Regions from separate parts of the Homo sapiens genome. Here region 2 is linked to region 1. The links are chromatin loops, found by intact Hi-C in ENCODE. Cell type or tissue: dorsolateral prefrontal cortex. All regions are shown on one strand.

What was found. Peaks named below come from ENCODE experiments on the same cell type or tissue, not always from the same donor. Only the 100,000 strongest peaks of a DNase experiment are listed, where the experiment ranks them.
Region 2: a loop joins it to region 1, with 5 times the contacts of the local background. A loop is called at or near these places in 7 of 110 quality-filtered maps.

The regions. Positions count from the first base shown.
Region 1 is chr5:95,778,584-95,783,583 of GRCh38, forward strand. RHOBTB3 (Rho related BTB domain containing 3) reads left to right here. Exons shown (of 12, transcript NM_014899.4): 9 at 1,669-1,842. Among named protein-coding and RNA genes, the nearest start is that of GLRX, 42 kb to the right of the region's middle. RefSeq lists an enhancer at 2,662-2,711. In dorsolateral prefrontal cortex, CTCF peaks have their summits at 2,646 (motif pointing right) and 2,850; a DNase peak (open chromatin) is centred at 2,628; H3K4me3 peaks cover 275 bases; H3K27ac peaks cover 3,171 bases.
Region 2 is chr5:96,593,006-96,598,005 of GRCh38, forward strand. The region is part of intron 4 of LOC101929710 (a long non-coding RNA gene); the gene reads left to right. It also overlaps a transcript of CAST not described here. Among named protein-coding and RNA genes, the nearest start is that of CAST, 67 kb to the right of the region's middle. In dorsolateral prefrontal cortex, a CTCF peak has its summit at 2,705 (motif pointing left); no DNase peak of the experiment used is centred here.

The DNA.
Region 1 (5,000 bases):
AACTATCTACTTGGTATTTTTTGGTAGATCTTAAATCCCTGTGCTTAACCCAAGTGATAGATCATCCAGTTTATTTAAGTCATGCTTCTAATTTTTAAAAATATAGTGCCCTATTTATCTTTAACATTTTAAAACCTTACAATTACAAGTCAAATGGCATGACCTGTTTGTATTCTTTATTAACTGCTGTATACAAATACAGCCAGCTTGCTTTAATTATGGAAACTGGTCCTTCCCGGTGGAGGGACACTGTCCCAGTGAGGCGAGGAGGGGAGTGTGCCTGCCAGGAGGTGAGTGTTGACTGGGTGGGAGGGCTTCCCAAGTTACTTCCCTGCTCCTCAGGTAGGTGTGGCTGTGCAAATGGCAGTGCCGAGCAGTAGGCTCAGAGCTGGCAGTGCCAGGTGTTGCCTATAGATCCTGAGTGATTATTGGCTTTGGAAAAAGCCACTGGGCTTAGATGTAACTCTTTTCTTCTTTCCTGAGACAGGAGATGTTGTGCTTGGATTTAAAAGGGATGAAGAACCCAATAATTGTAAATGCTTTAGAGAAGACTATATATCCCTGATGAGTATGAGATTTTAGAGATGTGTGGGTAAACTCTTGGGCAGGGCTGAGTGGCTTGGTTTGGTTGGAGAGTTACTTCCTGGAATGCGACAGCTTTGTCACTCACACTGGCTGTGGTGTCTTCTACGAAAGTAAAAACTGCTCCAAAGCAGAGGTAGCTTTGTCTTCCTCCTCTTTGTGTCTTCAATTCCAAATGCAATGATTGGCACATGCTGATTCTCGGTAATAATCTGTTGAAGTGATCCAGGCTGAACTGAAGGCTGGCAGTGTGTATTCGTGGTTTTCTAAGGTGGTGGAAGTAGAGAGCCCTGGCCACTCACGGCCCTATCCAGCGCTGCCTTTGTGTGGTGCAGCAGTAGCTAGAGAGCCTAGCAAGCTTTTCCTAGAGAGTTAATTCAGTTCGGTGAGTTCAGTGAGCAGTATGGGCTGAGAGAGCCCTCAAAATTCAACGTAGCACTGGCTCTCCCAGCAGCAGGCATTGTTCAGGTGAGACAGAATGGTTGCCTGAGGAAGTAGTGTGCTGGGGAGACTGCAGGGATTAAGGTCATCCTCTTCCAGATTTTCATTAAGTCTGAAATGCTCTCCTTGGCTCCACAAGAGATCCTCTTGCTATTCCTACTGTGGTGTACGGACAGCTTATGGTTTACTTCTTACAGTTTCCTGTTTCAGATAAGGGGAAGCATGGCCAAGATGGTTCTGTGAGTCAGGCCCAGAAGGGTAATGGGGTTGTTTTCTTGGGAGGCACATGGGCACGGGTAGTATTATTAATATTTCAAGCCAATTGGAAAGGATTGATGTTTCATTATAAAAATATGAAGCAAAATACTTCATTTCAGTGTTTCTATTTCTGGAAATACAAACTAAGTAACAAATTGTTGTCTTGACTTGCAAATTGTTGGTTTCAAGGTCAACATCTGAACTTTCTTTATTGCTCCCTTTAAAATTAAGAAGTTTCTGGATTAATGGTAGTTATCACTCCCAAATTCAGATTCTGCATATCAGCCTAGCTGTCCCTAATGTGGTAGTCTAATTAGAAGGAAAATTGCTGGAATAACCCTGCAGGTTTATCTCACTTGTTTCTTGTTTCCCTTTTGAACCTTTCAGGTACGACAGTGCCAGCCCACAGGGCCATCCTGGTGGCCCGTTGTGAAGTGATGGCAGCCATGTTTAATGGTAATTACATGGAAGCAAAGAGTGTCCTGATTCCCGTTTATGGTGTTTCCAAAGAGACTTTCTTGTCATTTTTAGAATACCTGTACACAGACTCCTGCTGCCCAGGTTAGCAATACAAATGTTGATAGTATCTCAGAATTCTTTCTTTCCTTGCCACCCATTTTGTTAAATTGCACTCTGTGGAATCTATTTTCATTTAAGATTTATTAGTTGACATCACGGAATGTACTAAGCAATTAGAGGTGGTGCTGGAACAACAATGAATTTTCATTCAGTTCAAGTGGAAGTGCAGTGATTGGGTGCCTTTTATGGGTCTCCGACGCCGGCACAAGTTCACATGTCCCAGCCAGCACCTACAGCATGGGGATCACTGTAGGCAACTAGAAATGGAGGTGTCTTGTGGTACCCATGGCTACCGTAATTCTAGAGATCGGGGCAGATTGTTACTTGGAGCGCTGTCTCTTCCACAAGAAGAGGAGGGTTGCGCAACTGCTTTGATGTCTGTGACTTCTGATTGGGGCACTTTTAAGGACTTTCAATATTCTGAGACTTTTTTGGTCTTCCTTCTGCCCAGAGGATGTGGGATTTGTAAAGGCCTCCTTCTGACTTCTGCTAAAGTCAGAAACTCCTCAAACTGACTTCTCTGAAAACTTTTCTTGAGATGTTTAGAATACCCAGTGGACTGTAGGATTCATTTCCAAATTCACTGACCAAGGACTATCTTTGACCAGGAACCAAACATCTGTGACAGCTCTAGGTTGGAACAGATCCAGCAGGGTTCTTCTAGCTGGAGGCACTTGAAGAAATAGCAAAATTTTTTCTACAGGCCTGGAGCCTTGCTTGGGATGCTGGCAGGGAAGCCCTCTGTGAGTAGTCTTCAGCCTTTGGCCACCAGATGGCTCCCACCACAAGCACAACTAGATTCGGCCCCGTGGAGCTCAGTTCAGGAGCCTGAGACCTTGATTAGAGAACCTGGTCAGGCACCCTAATAAACATAAAAAGCAAACACACATTTCAAGCCAGACCTCTCTTCAGATTCACTGCTTTAATTTTTAGAATGGAAAGGTTTCTTACACTGGGTATTGAAATAAGTTTTAAACAAGTCATGAGCCCTCTAGTGAAAGATTTTAGAAGTTCAAAAAGAAGCAAATGTATTTGTGTTGATTAAATTAATTCTGGGCTTGCAGCTTTCTGTAGAGTATTTTGGAGCCAGTTGCAGTTGTTTCTGTCAGTGTTAAAGACTGACTTACGGCCAGGTGCCGTAGCTCATGCCTGTAATCTGAGCACTTTGGAAGGCTGAGGTGAGCAGATCACCTGAAGTCAGTTCAAAAACAGCCTGACCAACATGGTGAAACCCCGTCTCTACTAAAAATACAAAAATTAGCTGGGCATGGTGACGTGTGCCTGTAATCCCAGCTACACGGGAGGCAGAGGCAGGAGAATCGCTTGAACCTGTGAGGCAGAGGTTGCAGTGAGCCAAGATGGCGCCACCACACTCAAGCTTGGGTGACCGAGTGAGACTCCGTCTCAAAAAAAGACTTAGTATTTTTGCCTAATAAAAATGAAAGCATTTGTTCTTTTTGGAAATAAAGCTTATTGTTTATTATTTCATTGTTGGCAAATCTGTATATTAAATTTACAAATTGACCAGATTTGGAGTAATAGGAAAATTTGATTTTCAGTCATCCTCTCACTCAAGTAATTGAAGCTGCTAATATTAAGTTTTACCTTGCTAATTAGAAAATATTACAGAGGAAAGCAGTAATAATGATAGGATTTTTAAAAATTGGCAAAAGTGTGTTAGGGAAAAATGAGTCAAAATGAATAATCAAAAAGTTAAGCCAGATACTGGAATCTGTGCATTGGGAAGATCACAGAAGACAGGTAATGTTATTATGTTAAATATTCACCATACACAGTGTTCTTGGTTCCATAGCTACAAAAGAATGTAAGAATGTAAGGAGGGATAAGAACGAGAATTACATGAAAAACCAGATTTCTAGGGAAGTATTGAAAAAACCCCCAGCCAAATTGGGTGGTTGCCAGGGGCTGGGGAAAGGGGGAAACAGGGAGTTAGTGTTTATTGGGTACAGAGTTTCAGTTTGGGAAGAAGAAACATGTTCTGGAGATGGTGGTGGTGATGACTGCACAGCAGTGTGAATGTACTTCATGCCAATGAATCATATACTTAAAAGTGGTTAAAATGGGCCGGATGTGGCGGCTCATGCCTGTAATCCCAGCACTTTGGAAGGCCGAGGCAGGTGGATCACAAGGTCAGGAGATCGAGACCATCCTGGCTAACACGGTGAAACCCCGTCTTTACAAAAAATACAAAAAAAATTAGCCGGGCGTGGTGGTGGGCGCCTGTGCTCCCAGCTCCTCAGGAGGCTGAGGCAGGAGAATGGCGTGAACCCAGGAGGAGGAGCTTGCAGTGAGCCAAGATCGCACCACTGCATTCCAGCCTGGACGACAGAGTGAGACTCCATCTCAAAAAAAAAAAAAAAAAAAAAAAAAGGTTAAAATGGTAAATTTCATGTTATGTTTATTTTATCATAATAAAAACAAAACAACAAACCAACCAACCAACCTGAAGACTAATGTCAAGAAAAAAAAATGGCAAGGATCTAGTTTAGCTAACGGAAAGATTTACCAGATAGTCCTGGAATTAATTTTTAAGGGCAATTATAGAATCACCTTTTCTGAAGAATTAAAAAAAAATAGATTCACTTCTGAGTATGAAGGCTTGGATTCTTTTTATTTTTACTTTTTTATTTTATTTATTTATTTTTATTTTATTTTATTTTTATTTTTATTTTTTTGAGATGGAGTATTGCTCTATTGCCCAGGCTGCAGTGCAGTGGCATGATCTCCGCTCACTGCAACCTTCGCCTCCCAGGTTTTAGTGATTTTCCTGCCTCAGCCTCCCCAGTAGCTGGGACTACAGGCGCCCGCCACCACACCTGGCTAATTTTTTTTTATTTTTAGTAGAGATGAGGTTTCACCATGTCCGCCAGGATGGACTTGATTTCTTGACCTCGTGATCCGCCCACCTCGGCCTCCCCAAGTGCTGGGATTACAGGTGTGAGCCACTGCGCCGGCCCTTCTTTTTAAAATGGAATAATAGGCCGGGTGTGATGGCTCACATCTGTTATCCCAGCACTTTGGGAGGCCAAAGTAGGAGGATCATTTGAGCTCAGGAGTTCAAGACCAGCCTGGGCAACATAGTGAGACCTGTCTCTACAAAAAAAAAAAAAAAAAAAAAA
Region 2 (5,000 bases), 810 kb after region 1:
CCGCCCGCCTCGGCCTCCCAAAGTCCTGGGATTACAGGCGTGAGCCACTGTGCCCAGCCTGGCACTTACATTTCTTTAGGATTTCTTAAATCTCAGCTTCCTTTGTGGCCCCATACCCATCTGCATCCAATTCCATCAAACTGCTGTCGTCCCCCAAACACACAATGCTTTAGTGTGCCTTGTGCCGTTGCACCTGCTGTCACCCTACGAACATGCTCTTCTCCTTTGTTCACTTGCAAAATCTTTCTTATCCTTGAAGCTTCAGCTCCAGCGTCACCTCCTGTAGAAAGTCCTTCTCTCTTCTCTCCATCTTGTGACGTGTTCTCTAACCCTGAGCATGTCTTGATCATGGAATTTTTTAGAGGGTATTGCCATCAGGACCCGTTTCATGGGTGTGTGACCTATGCAGTATCATTGAGCCTTGTACTCTGAAGGGCCCCACACTTTATTTAATGCTCTGTTGCCATCAGCTTGAAATTCTCAATAATTTTAGCTTTGATTTGTGTTTTGTAGCTGAAGTCCAATGGAACAATGAGGTATGCACATGAACAGAAGAGATACATGCAATATGTGTGCAATGGACTGAATGAGCAGAAGAGATACATGTAATGTGCATGTAAAATGTATATATGAAATCCTAGCCCTCAGTGTGATGATATTAGGAGATGTGAGGAAATTAGTCATGAGAGTGAATGCTTCATGAATAGGATTAGTGCCTTATTAAAGGGATCCCAGAGAGAGCTCTCTTGCCCTCTTTCCACCATGTGGGAATCCAGGAAGATAGCCATTTGCCACCCAGGAGCAGGCCCGCATCAGAGCCTGACCACACTGGCACGCTGATCTTGGACTTACAGCCTCCAGAAGTGTGAGAAATAGATTTCTGTTGTTTTTAAGCCACACTGTCTATGGCATTTTATTATAGCAGCTGAACTAAGCCAATGCATGTCAGCCATTCCTTACTGCCCCATTCGCATAAATAATTTGCAATGCCAAAGATCACAGAATTCCAGTGCACCCACAATGCAGGAGAGTTCAGCAAGACTCAAAATTATAGTACAAGGTAAGCATGTTACATGTACTACTGAGGAAGCAGTGGCACTTGCAATTCCAAGAGGCCATGCCTCACCTTCCAAATAGAACTTTCTCTGAATGCATAAAGAAAGCAATGATGTTGTAAGAAACATGAATGAGCAAGAAACTCTCGTTTTTTCCACCTCTTATTACTTCCCTATATTAGCCAACCGTTCCTGCAGAAAATCATATAGAAGAAAGGGAAAGATAGGGCAACCCATAGCTCCTTTGCTTGCAGTTCATTACTCATTAGCAAACTAAAAGTAGAGTGTTGGTAGAATGCATGAATGTCAAGATGTAAACAGAAAAACAGTCGAGTTAGCCTTGTGGAGCATTTCTACTGTTCTGCCAAAAACAAAATACTAAGATTATGTAATTTCGATGATTCTGCGTGAGTTTAATGTTGTCATATTTGAATTTAAAACCAGCGTTGTAGAATATAAAGATGGATGACAAAATTCATTCTAGTAATTTAAATTTTAATTTTTTATTTACTTAGAATATTAAACACCACATTAAAAAATACCATGCCAAGTCAAGATAACCTACAGAAAACAAAGAATTTTCAAATTTTAGTACTGCTTATGTCACCTTTTATCTGCTTTTTCAACAAGAGGTTTCAAATTTTTATTTTGCAGTAAATCCTACAAATGATATCACCGGCTATGATATTATAGTAAACTCTGTTTTTGTTTTCTATGCACCACATTAACTTAGGAGTTGCTTAAAGGTGAGGATTGTGGCAAGATTTTTTTTTCTCTTATTATTCCTGGTGTTTACATATAGCAAGCTCTCAAAAAATGGATTTCAAATGGCAATTGCAGTTAAGTTTAATGTTTCGAGAAAGGCAAGACCAAGGAAGCAGCTCTTTTTCCAGATGCATCTCAAGTATATTTTGTCCTGAGTGTGTCAAATATGGAATCTACAGAGTAAAACCAATTCCCCGGTCAATTGGCCCTGGATTTGAACACTGGCTAGGTCTATGTTAGGCACTGTGGGAGATTCACATTATATCTTGGAATCATTCATGAAGCCCATCTGCTTACTCACAGAAACGTGGGATAGCAAGTGCAGAGGATCAGAGCTGGCAATGGACATGCACATGCAGGCATAAAATGGGCTGGGAGATTTGCCTCAGATACTAAACCGGATGTTTATCTAGGTAGATAAAAACATGATTCCCCCATTGGCAACTCCAGTGGCTCAAGGTGAGGAAAAAGAGTTCCAACATATGGACTAGGACCAGCCACAAGTGTAGTCAGTGGCCTGGGTCCCCAGATTATTATCAAACAGGAATTACGTGGAGAGTTTATGTGAAACAACCTGGGAATTCGTCACTAGGGAAGCTGTGAATCAGCAGCAGAACTCCAGGCCTCAGGGAAGGGCCACCGAAGGGGAAGACAGGACCCCAGTCATGGAGGGAAGTGGGGTCAGGGAATCTTCCCAGAACAAGACCTCGAAAGGACCAGAGCAGAAGCCTGACTCATAACCAATGCCAAGGGTGGGATGGGGAGCAAAGAAGCAGAGACAGTGATGGGCTCAGGCAAGGCACTCAGTTGGATGACACAGAACCTGAAATGGATAGGGAGAATAAAGGAGAAGGCCACCTAGAGGCCAAAGAAAGTATTTCAGGGGAACGAGGAAGAAGAACATAGAGAAAATATGCAGAACTTAGATAAAAAACATATAGCTTGGTTAGAGAAAAAAGACAAATATATATGAAACAAAATAGAGTTAAAATTCAACATAACATATTAGACCCAAATAATGGAGTTCTTATTTAAGTACTATGAGAAGTCAAAGTGAGTTGGAGAAGGGAGAGAAGGCTTCCTGGAGGAGGTGGCGTGGCATAAGACCTGGATGTTCAAGGAAAAAATATTCAATCCACTCAGGAGGGATATACTGAGCCTGCAGAGAGCTGCAAATGGGGTGGTCTCTATAAGGGGTTTGTGCTTAGGAGTGTGAGGTGTAGGAATAGTATGGTAGGCTGAATCATGCCTCTTCCAAAGATGTCCATGTCCTAATCTCATCCCCCAGAACCTGTGAATATTGCCTAATATGGCAAAAGGAACTTTGCAGATGAGATCAAGGGATTGAGATGGGTAGATTGTCCTGGATTAGCCAGGTAGGCCCAATACAGTCACAGTTGTCCTTACAAGAGGGACACAAGAGGAGTCAGAGCCAGAGGAGAAGACTGACTCCTGAAGATGAAACCAGAGGCTGGAGCAATGTGTTTTGGAGAAGGAGGAAGTAACTACAAGCCAAGGAATACAGTCAGCCACTAAAAGCTGAAAAAAGCAAGGAGACAGATTCTCCCCTCAGAACCTCCAGAAGGAACGACCCCACCAACCTCTTGATATTTGCTCAATCAAACTGATTTTTTGCTTTTGCCTCCAAAATGGTAAGAGAATAAATTTGTGTTGTTTGAGCCACTAAGTGTGTTGTAAATTGTTTCAGCAAAAATAGGAAACTAAAACCAGCAATAGGAAACATGGACTAAGCTATAGAGCTCTTTGTGGTCACTACAGCCATGCTCATGAAAAACAAATGTAGCCAAGCATATGAGGGAACTTGCTGTGAGATGCTTTCTTCTGTGTTCATGATGGAACACAGCAGCCCACCTCGAGATAAGCCCTGGAGAGTGGAGGCTCCACTGAATTCAACCTACAGCACCATGTTGAGAATCCTCAGCTGCCAACAGGTTTTTTCTCACAGTCTGGAGGCTGGAAGTCTGAGACGAAGGTGCCAGCAGGGTTAGTTTCTAATGAGGGCTCTCTGACTTGTGTTTGGTGATTTTCTCACTGTGTGCTCACATGGCCTTTTCTCTGAGCATGTGAGGAGAGAGAGATCTCTGTTGTCTCTTCCTCTTTTTATATGGACACCGGTTCTATCAGATTAGGGTCCAACCTCTATGACCTCATTTAACCTTATTACCTCGTTAAAGGCTCTATCTCCTAATACAGTCATATTGGGCATTAGGGCTTTAACATGTGAATTTTGTGGGGGACACAGTTTAGTCCATAACAGGTGACAGTGATCAAGATGGCATCATCCTGTACTTTTAGGATCCACGACCTCATATATTTCATTGTTATGAAGAGCATATCAGAAAGCAAAATGAAAAATACTTGCAAAACATCTTTTAATTTTCATGCATTCTCAAGACTTTCCTAATGTCAGAATATGTCAAGGAATTTATCCATCTGCCCTAAAAAAGAAAAGGATACCAGGTGGGATACTGTGGCCTTTTCCCCCACTCACCTACGTGAAATACTAATTATAGAAAGTACAATGGAGAAAATATTTTGTGTAAAACCTTGCAGCTGGGACCCTGCTGTCTGGACGTAATTATACAAACTGGAATTGATTTCAGGCAGGACAAGAAGGCTACCATCCCAGCTACATGAAGTGCCTAGGGAGCTCCTCTAATTACCACTAACTAGAGATTTAGTCTTATATCTCTTTCAAATAACGTCAGCAGCAGCAGAGGCAACCTGCACCTTCCAACATCACACTCCTCCGTTAGTTTGCTCTGACTCACCCTCCTCTCATCCTACCCGTGATGAACTTTCCATTGAGTGATTTATTTTTCCATATACTGAGTAGCACTTAAGCAACTGCCTTCTTTTCACCTTCTTTCTTTCCTACCAAATAATTATCGTGTCTCCTCTATGCAAGGACATTCATATATGCTATTTATTCAGGCCTCATTATAACCCTGCTAAGTAAATATCATCCCTCTAGATGTGTAAAGTGGGGGTCAGGGTGGTTTTGTGGCTTGACAACAGCATTGAGTCACCCCAGTGAGGATCTGGAGGGGTGGAAGAAGAAAAGAAAGGGGGAGAGAAAAATGGAAAAAGAAGGGGGGAGGGGGAGAGGCCAGCAGTACTAGGGGGCTGGCAGTAGTGAAGTCTGCAAGGCTCTATCTC